Regions from separate parts of the Homo sapiens genome. Here region 2 is linked to region 1. A link is an interaction called in ENCODE POLR2A ChIA-PET data of the cell type or tissue named here. Cell type or tissue: PC-9. All regions are shown on one strand. Links, peaks and the distances in the headings refer to the core of each region. The heading gives the core; the rest is flanking DNA. Region 1 overlaps KYNU (kynureninase). Region 2 has its middle 20 kb from the start of KYNU.

Region 1 (5,384 bases), core at 191-5,190:
AGTACTATGTTGGTCTTTACTTCAGACTACTTAATTAAACCTTTAAAGACTTTTTAAAGACATACCATCTATTTCAACCTGATCCCTTTTATAGATATTGTTTTTCATTGGCATCTTTTAAGCCTGACCAATAAAATATATGTATATATTGTTTACACATGTGTGCCAGAAGATTCCTCTTGGTTAAGGTATCCATTATTTCCTGGATCTAGGATTAGATATGCCTCCCCATTTCCCATCCTCAAGGTTATCATGTCAGCCAGGCACAGTGGCCCATGCCTGTAATCCCGGCACTTTTGGAGGCAAAATTGGGAGGATCACTTGAGCCCAGGAGTTCAAGACAAGCATGGGCAACATAGTGAGACTCCATCTCTATTTAATTTTTTTTTTTTTAATAAAAGGTTATCACATCAATGGTTTGGACATTACTGATAATCTCCTTATAGCTTGAGTCCAAGTTTAGTGCCTTTGGGATTATATCCACAGTTTTCATGGCTCCTGTGCTTTCTCTACACAACCCTTGAGAATATGGGAGCTCTGGGTTCATCCATAGTTCCCAGTCCTTCAGTGCCAACTGCTGACTCTTGCACAACTCAATGTCGTGTGGATTCTGTTGCACATCTTGTTTAGTATTTAATGCTTATGAAGTGGGAGAGGGTCCCCTTTCTGAAGCATTTATTGTATTTACCTTTTTTTCCCAAAGGCAAGTCAGGATTAATGTACACCAGTCAATCCTGTTCTTTAGGATTATTTTCTGTCTCCTCTACTGACAACTTTTTTAGCATATTGTGGGTTTAGTGCTATGCTAAAACATTTATTGTAGAGATTGTGATATTATTACATTTTTCTTTAAAGTAGGTATTGCCAATTAGGGCATACATTTTTTGCAGTTTCTCAATGGTCCTCTTGGTTTTCTCTCTCACTTCAATGGCCTTTTCACAAAGGCCGTGGAGCTTACTAGAACTTTCCTTTTCAAAGTGAACTGCTTGATTAACACATGTCCTGTTAGTAAATCCCAAAATTTTGGTTAAGTCACAATGCTTCAAGACCGCAGTTCACTCTTCTTGTAGGTATTGTTTTCCAACTCTTTCTTTTAGTGCCTTTGCTTCTTATTCCCTGGAAAGTCTTCCTGCATTGAATTTAGCCTGATCTTATTAGAGGGAGGAAAAGGGGGGTAAGGTGTCTCAATTTCTTCCTCTTAATCCATACTGTCCAGATCTACTCTGAGTAAACACTGAGAGGTGTCATGATCTGGGGATCCTGTGGGTTCATGTTCAGATCAGCATCATTTGCTGCATTTGTTCTGTTAATACCCAGCAGGCAGGATCTGTAACCAGTACCCTTGTTTTAAGCAAGGCAAGGCAAACTTTTTCTGTAAAAAGCCAGAAAGTAAATATTTCAGGCTTTCCAAGCCATACAGTCTCTGCTGCAATTCCTCTTTTTTGTTATGATAGGATTAAAAAAGCCATAGATAATTAAAAAATAAATGTGGCAGTGATCCTAAAAACTTTATTCCAAAAAGAAGGCAGAGATTTTTGAGCCTTGTCTTAGGGTCACACTTCAAATTCTGGCACAGATTGGGCATGTTAAAAGAGTTCATCAGTTCCCCCTATCAGCCAAGTCTCCACATTCAGTAAATCCTCCTTGAGCTGGGAATACTTGCTTCATGTAACAAGCCCCCCTAGTTTACTAGGGCTTCTAGAACTAAAGCTTCTGGGTAGCTTAAACATAAATTTATTGTCTTACAATTTTGCAGGCTCTGAGTCCAAAATCAAGTGTTGACAAGGTTGATTACTTTCAAGCACTGTGATGGAAGAATATGTTCTAGGCCTCTCTGCTTGGCTTACAGATGGCCATCTCTTGTGTGTTTGGCCTTCTCCCAGTATGCCTGTGTGTTTCCCGATTTCCCCCTTTTATAAGAACATCACAACATATTGAATTAGGGCCCACTCTAATATCTCATTTTAACTTGATTATTTCTGTAAGGACAGTATTAGGAACAGGTGGTTAGGCTGTCAACACATGAATTTTTAGGGAACATAATTCAACCCATAGCACTCTGCTTAAAAGTTCACTTGACTTCAAACTTGTTTACGAGCTCAAGATTTTCAGCTTTTAACAAGCAGGGCTTGCTCCAGTTAGTCCTTAAGTCAACAGTGTTAGAGCCATTCTTCTGGAATGCTCCTTTCTTTGAAAAGGCTACAGTATGATTGCTATAAAGCTCATGGTTCTGAAAACTCACTTTATTGCTTGAGGAGCATTTTAGTGCATCAAAAATGTCCACCACTGTGGACCTTATGAGCTTACTCTTTTAGTTTATATGAAGCTTAACCTAGGAACTAGTTTCAAAATATCAACATCACTTCAGATTTAAATCTTCTCCCCAGCCCTAGCTCATGCTTGACTTAAGTTCAGGAAACTGCAGTTTGGAACAAAGGAATGTGTCTATTAACAATTTATTTTCTTGTTCCTCACTGCTGCTGCTTCTTATTCCTCCAATGGAGTGGAAAAAGAAAGGCAAGAAAATCTTAGTCCAGCTTTGGTGCTTTTTGGTTAGCTCTTTCCCTTATGAAGTATTTTTTCTGAGTTCATGAAAATCTCCTTCCCACTGGAGACCTCCAATCTCCAGTTTCCTGAAGTAGTTAATGAATACTTAAGCTGATGTCTCACGATCTGCTCACTACCACCACTTCCCACCTCATACAATATATTTCTAGAATATTTATGCAAAAATTACCACAACTCAACAAGCAGACTTCTCAGGTATGACCCTTTTGCAGTATATTTTTGTTATAGGAGTTATTAAGAAATTATTTTAGGCAGATAGAGATGAAAAGGCGTCCTTGGGAAGTTTTTGTTTCTTTTAAAGCAGCTCCAGAAATGTTTCTTGTCTAACAGGAAAGCCCCGGCTCTTAGAGCCTGCAGGCAAGCTTTAATATGCAAATAAAGGCCATTAGAAACTGGGTCCACCAAACATGGTGATTTCCCTTGTCTTCCTCTTGTCCCCACATGTGCCTGGCAACATGGCTGCCCTCACATATCCCCACAACTGGTCTCTAGCACAGTCAGAACACACACAACATTTATTGATAAAGTTCACCATCTTATACGGACATAGCTCATGTTGCCCCAAGATAATGACAATAATAACATCAAAGAGAACTGATCACAGATTACTATTACAGATATAATAATGAAAAAGTTTGAAATATTGTGAGAATTGCCAATATGTGCCACAGAAACACAAAGTGAGCACATGTTCTTGGAAAAATGATGCCTATAGACTTGCTGGAATTGGAGTTGCCACTAACTTTTAATTTGTAAAAAATGCAGTATCTGTGAAGCACTCTAAAGAAAAATGCAGAGCTCCCCAGATATGGGCAGTTTTCCAATCTGGAAAACAGGTGAGGTGCTCAAGATGGCTGACTAGAAGTAGCTAGTATATGCTGCTCTCATGGAGAGAAAACAAAGTGGTGAGTAAATGCTACGACTTCAAGTAGATCATCTAAGATGTCATGTTGGGATTCAACAAGAAAGCAAGAGGACTCACAGAGAAGAGAGGAGCAAAGCCAAGGACTTGCCCACCTGGGACCAGTACAGACCTGGGGAAAGTTCCCTAAGTCAGGAAAGGGTTGATGAGTGAGAGTTCCCAGGGGATCCAAACATCTGCCATGGACCTTTGCAATCCTGGGCATGGGAGAAGCCCTTGACCTCAGTGGAACTCCAAATCAACACAGAGACCAGCCTGGAATCTTTGCAGGGGTACCACTTAAGCCCAGTGGAGCCGCACAGGCCTTGGATCCCTGAGCAGCTAGGCATCAGCTGCCATAGCCCCAGTAGAAGCTACTGTAATGGTGCCAAGGAGTGGCCAGACTGCCTAAGCCAATAGCAATAAAACAGGTCAAAGAAGGGCAATACATAATGATAAAATGTTCAATGCAACAAGAATACTAAACTATCCTAAATATATACATAGCAAACACTGGAGCACCCAGATTCATAAAACAAGTACTTCTAGACCTATGAAAAGACTTAGATGGTTAACAATACTAGTAGGGATTTCAACACCCCAAAGAGAGCATTAGACAGATCATCAAGTCAGAAAACTAACAAAGACATTTTAGACTTCAATTCAACACTTAGCCAATGGGACCTAATAGACATCTACAAAACATTCCACCCATCAACCACAGATTATACATTCTTCTCGTCTGTGAACAGAACATACTCTATGATTGACCATATGCTTGGAGATAAAGCAAGTCTCAATAAATTCAAAAAATTGAAATCATACCAGCCATACTTTCAGACCACAGTGGAATAAAAGTAGAAATCAATACCAAGAAGATCTCTCAGAAGTACACTATTACATAGAAATTAAGCAACTTACTCCTGAATGACTTTGGGGTAAACAATAAAATTAAGGCAGATATCAAAAAAAAATTTGAAATAAATGAAAACAGAGACACAACCAACATGCCAAAATCTCTGAGATGCAGCAAACACAGTATTATGAGGAAAACTTATAGTGCTAAGCACCTACATCAGTAAGTTAGAATGATCTGCAATTCCCAATTTAGTAACACACCAAGAGGAACTAGAAAAGCAAGAACAAACTAACCCCAATGCTAGTAGAATAAATAACTGAAATCAAAGGAGAAAACGAAATCAACTCCTAAATATTCATAAAAAGGATCAATGAAACCAAAAGCTGTTTCTTTAAAAGGATAAACAAAATCAGCAGACTACTATCTAGATTAAAAAGAAAAAAACAGAGGATTCAAATATGCACAGTCAGAAACAACAAAGATGACATTACAACTAATCCTGCAGAAATACAAAAGATCCAGCCGGGAGCGGTGGCTCCAGCCTGTAATCCCAGCACTTTGGGAGCTGAGGTGGATGGATCACGAGGTCAGGAGATGGAGATGATCCTGGCTAACATGGTGAAACCCTGTCTCTACTAAAAATACAAAAAAAAATTAGCCAGGTGCAGTGGCGGGCACCTGTAGTCCCAGCTAATTTGGAGGCTGAAGTAGGTGAATGGCGTGAACCCGGGAGGCAGAGCTTGCAATGAGCCGAGATCGTGCCACTGCACTCCAGCCTGGGTGACAGAGCAAGACTCCATCTCAAAAAAAAAAAAAAAAAAAAAAAAGGAAGAAAGAAATACAAAAGATCCCAGCTGGGTGCTGTGGCTCATGCCTGTAATCCCAGCACTTTGGGAGGCCGAGGTGGGCGGATCACCTGAGGTTGGGAGTTCGAGACCAGCCTGACCAACATGGAGAAACTCCATCTCTACTAAAAATACAAAATTAGCTGGGTGCGGTGGCACATGCCTGTAATCCCAGCTACTTGGGAGGCTGAGGCAAGAGAATCGCTTGAAC
Region 2 (5,384 bases), core at 254-5,253, 58 kb after region 1:
GTGAAAGGAAGATAACTTTGGGTATCTAGGAAAGTTTCAAACCCTGAACAGAATATCATGAATTCCATTGCCCCTTCCTTGGCAAAGGTTCAAAAACCAGTCTTCTAGGCACCTCCAGAGATACAGATAGAGCTCTTCCTGTCCAGCTGGAAATCAGCCCTATCTGTACTGGATCCCGCAGAAACACTTCTTCACTTACAAAGAGAAATGTGGGCTATTGTCCATATAAGCATGTTTTCCATAACAAAGATTAGAAATGTTAAACATAAGAAAATGAAGAGACACAATATGTGATATGCATATGATGGAATACTATAGAACAGTAGAAAGAATAATATCTATCTATATCGACAGAGATATCAAAAGTAAAATATTCAGTAAAAACCACAATCATGACATTTTCATGATACGTAGTATATAATGCAATTTTGATCATAAAACATACAAGCATATACTATATATTATTCAAAAATCCCCATGGGTATAAATAATGGCATGGACAGTGGTTTGGGAAGAATGCAGATTATGAAAGAAATAATCAATGCTTATTCTAAGAGGGAATTCGATTAGGAATGGATCAAAGGAAAGAAAATAAGATATATGTGTGTATGTGTTTGCGAGAGGGAGAGAGAGAGATTGAGGGAAAAAGAGAGGAAGTGGGAAGACTTCCACACAACATAGTCCTCAAAACTGCAATAATAGACAACATAATAAAAGAAAAGCAAAATAATCATAGCTGGGATTCAAAGAAGACATACTTCTGTGGATAAGAAGTAGAAAAACAACAACAAAACCCTAAGTAGGGCTGAAGTTATGGGCCTAAAGTGCTCTGGATCTGGGTAAAAAGAAAAAAAGATACAAGTTTGGCTCCCGTAGGAGGCAGAAGTGCCTCTTACAAGTTGGGCTACTGGAACTATGACTGTTACTTTTGAAAAACAGAATTGAGTGGGTGGGCATGATTTGAGTAAGGCAATTAGAGTGGGAGGAGAGAGAGAATATTAATAATCACATGAAATTATTTCTTAAGTCTACAAAGTAAAATTTCAAATTATATTAAGTAGCATAACACTCAGAAAGACATACACAATGATTAAGCACTCAGATGACAAATTTCTTCCACATCAAATTATGGTCAGAGGAATAAGTGTGTTTTAGATTATTTAGGAAGTAAAAAACAGGAAGATTGAAACAATAAAATATGAGTATAAAAGAAACATCAATTAAAATCTTGATAATAAAAATGCAGACACTAAAACGTACATAGATTCAACTTTAGGCTGAGCACAATTGGATAGAGAACTAGTAAAGACTAGGACTTTAGTTGCACTTCAATAAAGCATGTAGGCTGACCAAATAACATACTTACTGTATTTATTATTTGATTTCCAGCATCCCCAATCTTTTTCCCCCAGAATGGAGCTCACAAAATACCCTTTTCTTGGTTGGGGGATCTCTCTCCTCCATAGTGATACTTGAGCAATCTGTTCTAGTTATTGTTTGGTTTTAATTCGATCCATTTCTCCTCTAACCGGTGTAGAATAATATGGTTTTGATTATTTGCGTATCATTAGATAGCTTTATTTGCTCTGACAGATGAATGATTCAGGGCTGGGTATAGAGTCTTGATTACAGTCCTTTTCTCTCTCCCTTCTCTCTCTCTGTCTCTGTCTCTCTTTTTTTTTTAAAGTGAGAAATCTTTTTAAAATTGGGATACCTCCTTTTATTGGCATAAGAATGAAGGTTCTGGATTAATCATACCATTGCTTTATTTTCACAATGGATTTTTTTTTCTCAAACTCTTTCAAAGCTAAACAGACTTATTTGTAAATAGGTCCTTCTGTGTTAAAACTGCTTTCCAACCCACAAAGATTACACTTACTCTTAACTTCTCTAGATACAATTTCATTTACTCATTTTATCCAACTTACAAAAAGCCACTTTTTGTCGGCAATTAAAAAAGAACCATGAGGTTCTCAAATGACTTTCCACCAAGTCACCAAAATCAAATCACCAATATCCAAATTTTTTTAAGCAATGACAATTTCTGTTTTCCAAAAAACATATTTATAGACTGAAATTCAAACTCTATATTGCCACCAGTGTAATTATGCAATAGCATACAAAGCCTTAGGATAGAGGGTGTGATTCATTACAAAATATTTGTGGTCAAGAAAATATTGCCTGTCTTTAAATAAATAGAAGGGGCAGAAAAATAAATATGCTTGAAGATGGTTATTTTCACAAGTAAACAAAAAAGTACACATTTAAAAAACAAAGCAAAAATATACTTGAACTTCACAATGACTCGGGCAGTGCTTGGGCAAATTTGTTATAAAGCAAGGTTTCATCTTAGACTTCCCCTCTCTCCCAGTGTTTAGTTGTGAAAATAGAAAAAGAGGCTTGTAGAGAAGGATTTCACCAAGCTGAATCCATGATAGGCATAGCTATTGGATAAAGACTGCCATAGTAAGTTTGGCCTATTATTGGCCTATTATTGCTAGCAAAACCATTCCACCGAATAACCTCCATTTTTTTTTTTTTTTTTAAGAGATGGGGTCTTACTCTGTCACTCAGGCTGGAGTGCAGTGGTGCAAACACAGCTCATTGCAGCTTCTACCTCCTGGGCTCAATCCATCCTCCTCCTCAGCCTCCAGAGTAGCTGGGACTACAGGCATGCACCAACACGCCCAGCTAATTTTTGTGCTTTTTGTAGAGACAATGTTTTGCTATTTTGGCCAGGCTGGTCTCAAATTTCTGAGCTCAGGCAATCCACCTGCCTCAGCCTCCCAAAGTGTTGGGATTACAGGCGTGAGCCACACCATGCCCGGCCCTAATTTTTTTTTTTCCTGTTTGAAAAAAGAAATTCTCAAAATAACCAAATGATGCAGGTCAAAAATAACTCTATCTAACTGCTACCAAAGAGCAATTCTAGTTCTAACGGGACACTTGAAAGCTGAAGAGTAAAATATGATGTAATTTTTTTAATGCAAGCCCAAGCCTACTTTCAGTCAACGTGAATTACATTTACCTGGATCTCCACTTTTTTTTTCAAATTCATTTTTACACCATGAAAGTATATTATTTGTCTGATTCTGTTTCTCTAATCTCTCTATCTCTTCCCTACTGGCTGTTATTGGTTTCTGGGGTCCCTAGAGATCTCCTTCAGTGCCAGCTCCAACTCTCTTTGTCCCAGACCAGGTTTGGATGTCTCCCCAGTTTCCATTTCCTCTGCACCCTACTGAAATTCCAACACACAACTAGAGCAGGAGGTAAACAATGCAGCAAAAATAAAACATTCTAGTTAAAGTCTTTAAATAGAGGATTTATCTTAAAGGATTCTTCATTGAAAGTAGATCAGCAAAGTTCTGTGAATGTGGCTCTGAAAAAAAATCCTGTGTTAAAAAGGCAGTCTGTCAAAATAGGCTGCTGTCTATATTAGAAATTACACAATAATTATCTCAAAAAGCTGTAATGCATAAGAAAAGTACTTTTCTTTCTTTCTTTCTTTTTTTTTTCTTTTGTTTTTGAGACGGAGTCTTGCTCTGTCGCCCAGGCTGGAGTGCAGTGGCATGATCTCGGCTCACTGCAAGCTCCGCCTCCCAGGCTCATGCCATTCTCCTGCCTCAGCCTCCTGAGTAGCTGGGACTACAGGTGCGTGCCACCGTGCCTGGCTAAGTTTTTGCATTTTTAGTAGAGCTGGGGTTTCACCGTGGTAGCCAGGATGGTCTCGATCTCCTGACATTGTGATCTGCCTGCCTGGGCCACCCAAAGTGCTGGGATTATAGGCGTGAGCCACCACCACGCCTGGCCAAGAAAAGTACTTCTTAAACAAACGAGCAAAGTATTTATCATTTATCATCAACCCCACCATAAAATATTACACATGATATTCAGTCTTCTAATTTTGTCTCTAAGGGGAACAAAAAAGCAAAAAAAAAAAAAAGTCTGTTCAGATGCTGAAGTCTAACTTGAAAGTATGATGCCTGAGTCAGGTGCTCATTCTAGTTCAATGCAGTGCCCAAACAGCATAAACAGTTGCTAAAGAACATGATGAGTGATGGGGAAGAATGCTGCATCTCAATCACAAATCCTCGAGATGAGAAGGAACTGGTCTGGCAGGTGTAACACAGGTGGGGAGCCCACACTACTTGAAGGACTTTGGAAATGTGCATCGCATCAAAGTGGCTCGGTATAATCCCGATCATGGTATCATTTGGGGGAACTTCACCTTTCAAAAGATCATCTCCATCTTTTTCCATCTCCTTTTTCATAGGTTTCTTAAACTCCTGAAGCTCTTCGACACTTATGTCTTCCCATATCTGATAAATAGAATCAATGACTTTCCTTGACTGCTTAAGCGCACAAGGATCAAAGGGGAAGAAGGCGTCCAATGGGTTGGTGCACGTTCACACCGAGTCTCCTCCAGCTGTATTTCTGGCCGTTGTTCCTCTCAATGATAGTGTAGCAGACTAGCTGATATTTATTCGTGACAGCAGCAAATAAGTTAACCACTGAGGGCAGGCAAATATTCAGAGGATTTAGCTGCCTAGTCACTATCCCTTAAAAATGTAGGCACTGAAGACATCTCAAACCTTCTTTCAGGTTTACGCTTAAAAGTTGCTTGTGTCTAAAAACAAAGGTGTGGAACACAGCTTGGAAGGCTGAGTAAAATGTTTGATGGAGAGCAATATCACAAAAAGCCTTCATTCTCAGATCCTGGTTAGTAAGGTATTTGTGTGGCCAGTTAACCGAAAGACCTAGGCATGATTTTATAGTTGTAATGAGAGGAATGAATTTAGCTTTTGCCAAAGAGCTTCCAATATAATTTCCAGCAGCTCACCTGATGATGACAGGATTATTTGGATCCTGCATTTTTTTTTCCCAGAGACGTTCCAAAAATGCTTCTGAGAGTCGCAATTTTAAGCCACAGAGGTAAAACATAAAAAACTGTACGTGACAGGAGGCAGGGGTTTGTCAAATATGTTTATCAGTTTGTGATATATTATAAATCCTTTATTTTGTTGTTATCAACCTTACCATGTATTTTACATAGCAGACATACTTCAAGTACTGCAAAAGCAAAGACAGCAGGGTGTCCAGGCATTCAGCTACAGGGTGCACCATCTGACCGAGCCATTTGGAGTCAGCCTTAGAAACAGTCTCTTCATCTTCGTTCATATTGAACAATCATTCCATGGAATCTGTCCCACCACAAGTTTGAGCTGCTGTTTCCTCAGCATCTTCAATATCATGCCAGAATGTATTCACATCCAATTTGAATAGATTTTTAATAATAAGCTTCAGAATTTCATTCCTCAAGGTTGGAAAGTATATACTAATCTTTAGTAAGTTATGAATGTAACATTCCAGTGTTCTCTCTGATT

Evidence for each region. Peaks named below come from ENCODE experiments on the same cell type or tissue, not always from the same donor. Only the 100,000 strongest peaks of a DNase experiment are listed, where the experiment ranks them.
Region 2: POLR2A ChIA-PET joins it to region 1 with 10 read pairs; 2 of 35 experiments call an interaction of 5 or more read pairs at or near these places.

Annotation. Positions count from the first base shown.
Region 1 is chr2:142,912,475-142,917,858 of GRCh38, reverse strand. The region is part of intron 2 of KYNU (kynureninase); the gene reads right to left. It also overlaps the pseudogene STIP1P1. Among named protein-coding and RNA genes, the nearest start is that of KYNU, 38 kb to the right of the region's middle. RefSeq lists an enhancer at 2,408-3,283. In PC-9, for the core only: no CTCF peak of the experiment used is centred there; no DNase peak of the experiment used is centred there.
Region 2 is chr2:142,854,737-142,860,120 of GRCh38, reverse strand. It overlaps the pseudogene RRN3P4. Among named protein-coding and RNA genes, the nearest start is that of KYNU, 20 kb to the left of the region's middle. In PC-9, for the core only: no CTCF peak of the experiment used is centred there; a DNase peak (open chromatin) is centred at 2,160; H3K4me3 peaks cover 724 bases; H3K27ac peaks cover 2,783 bases.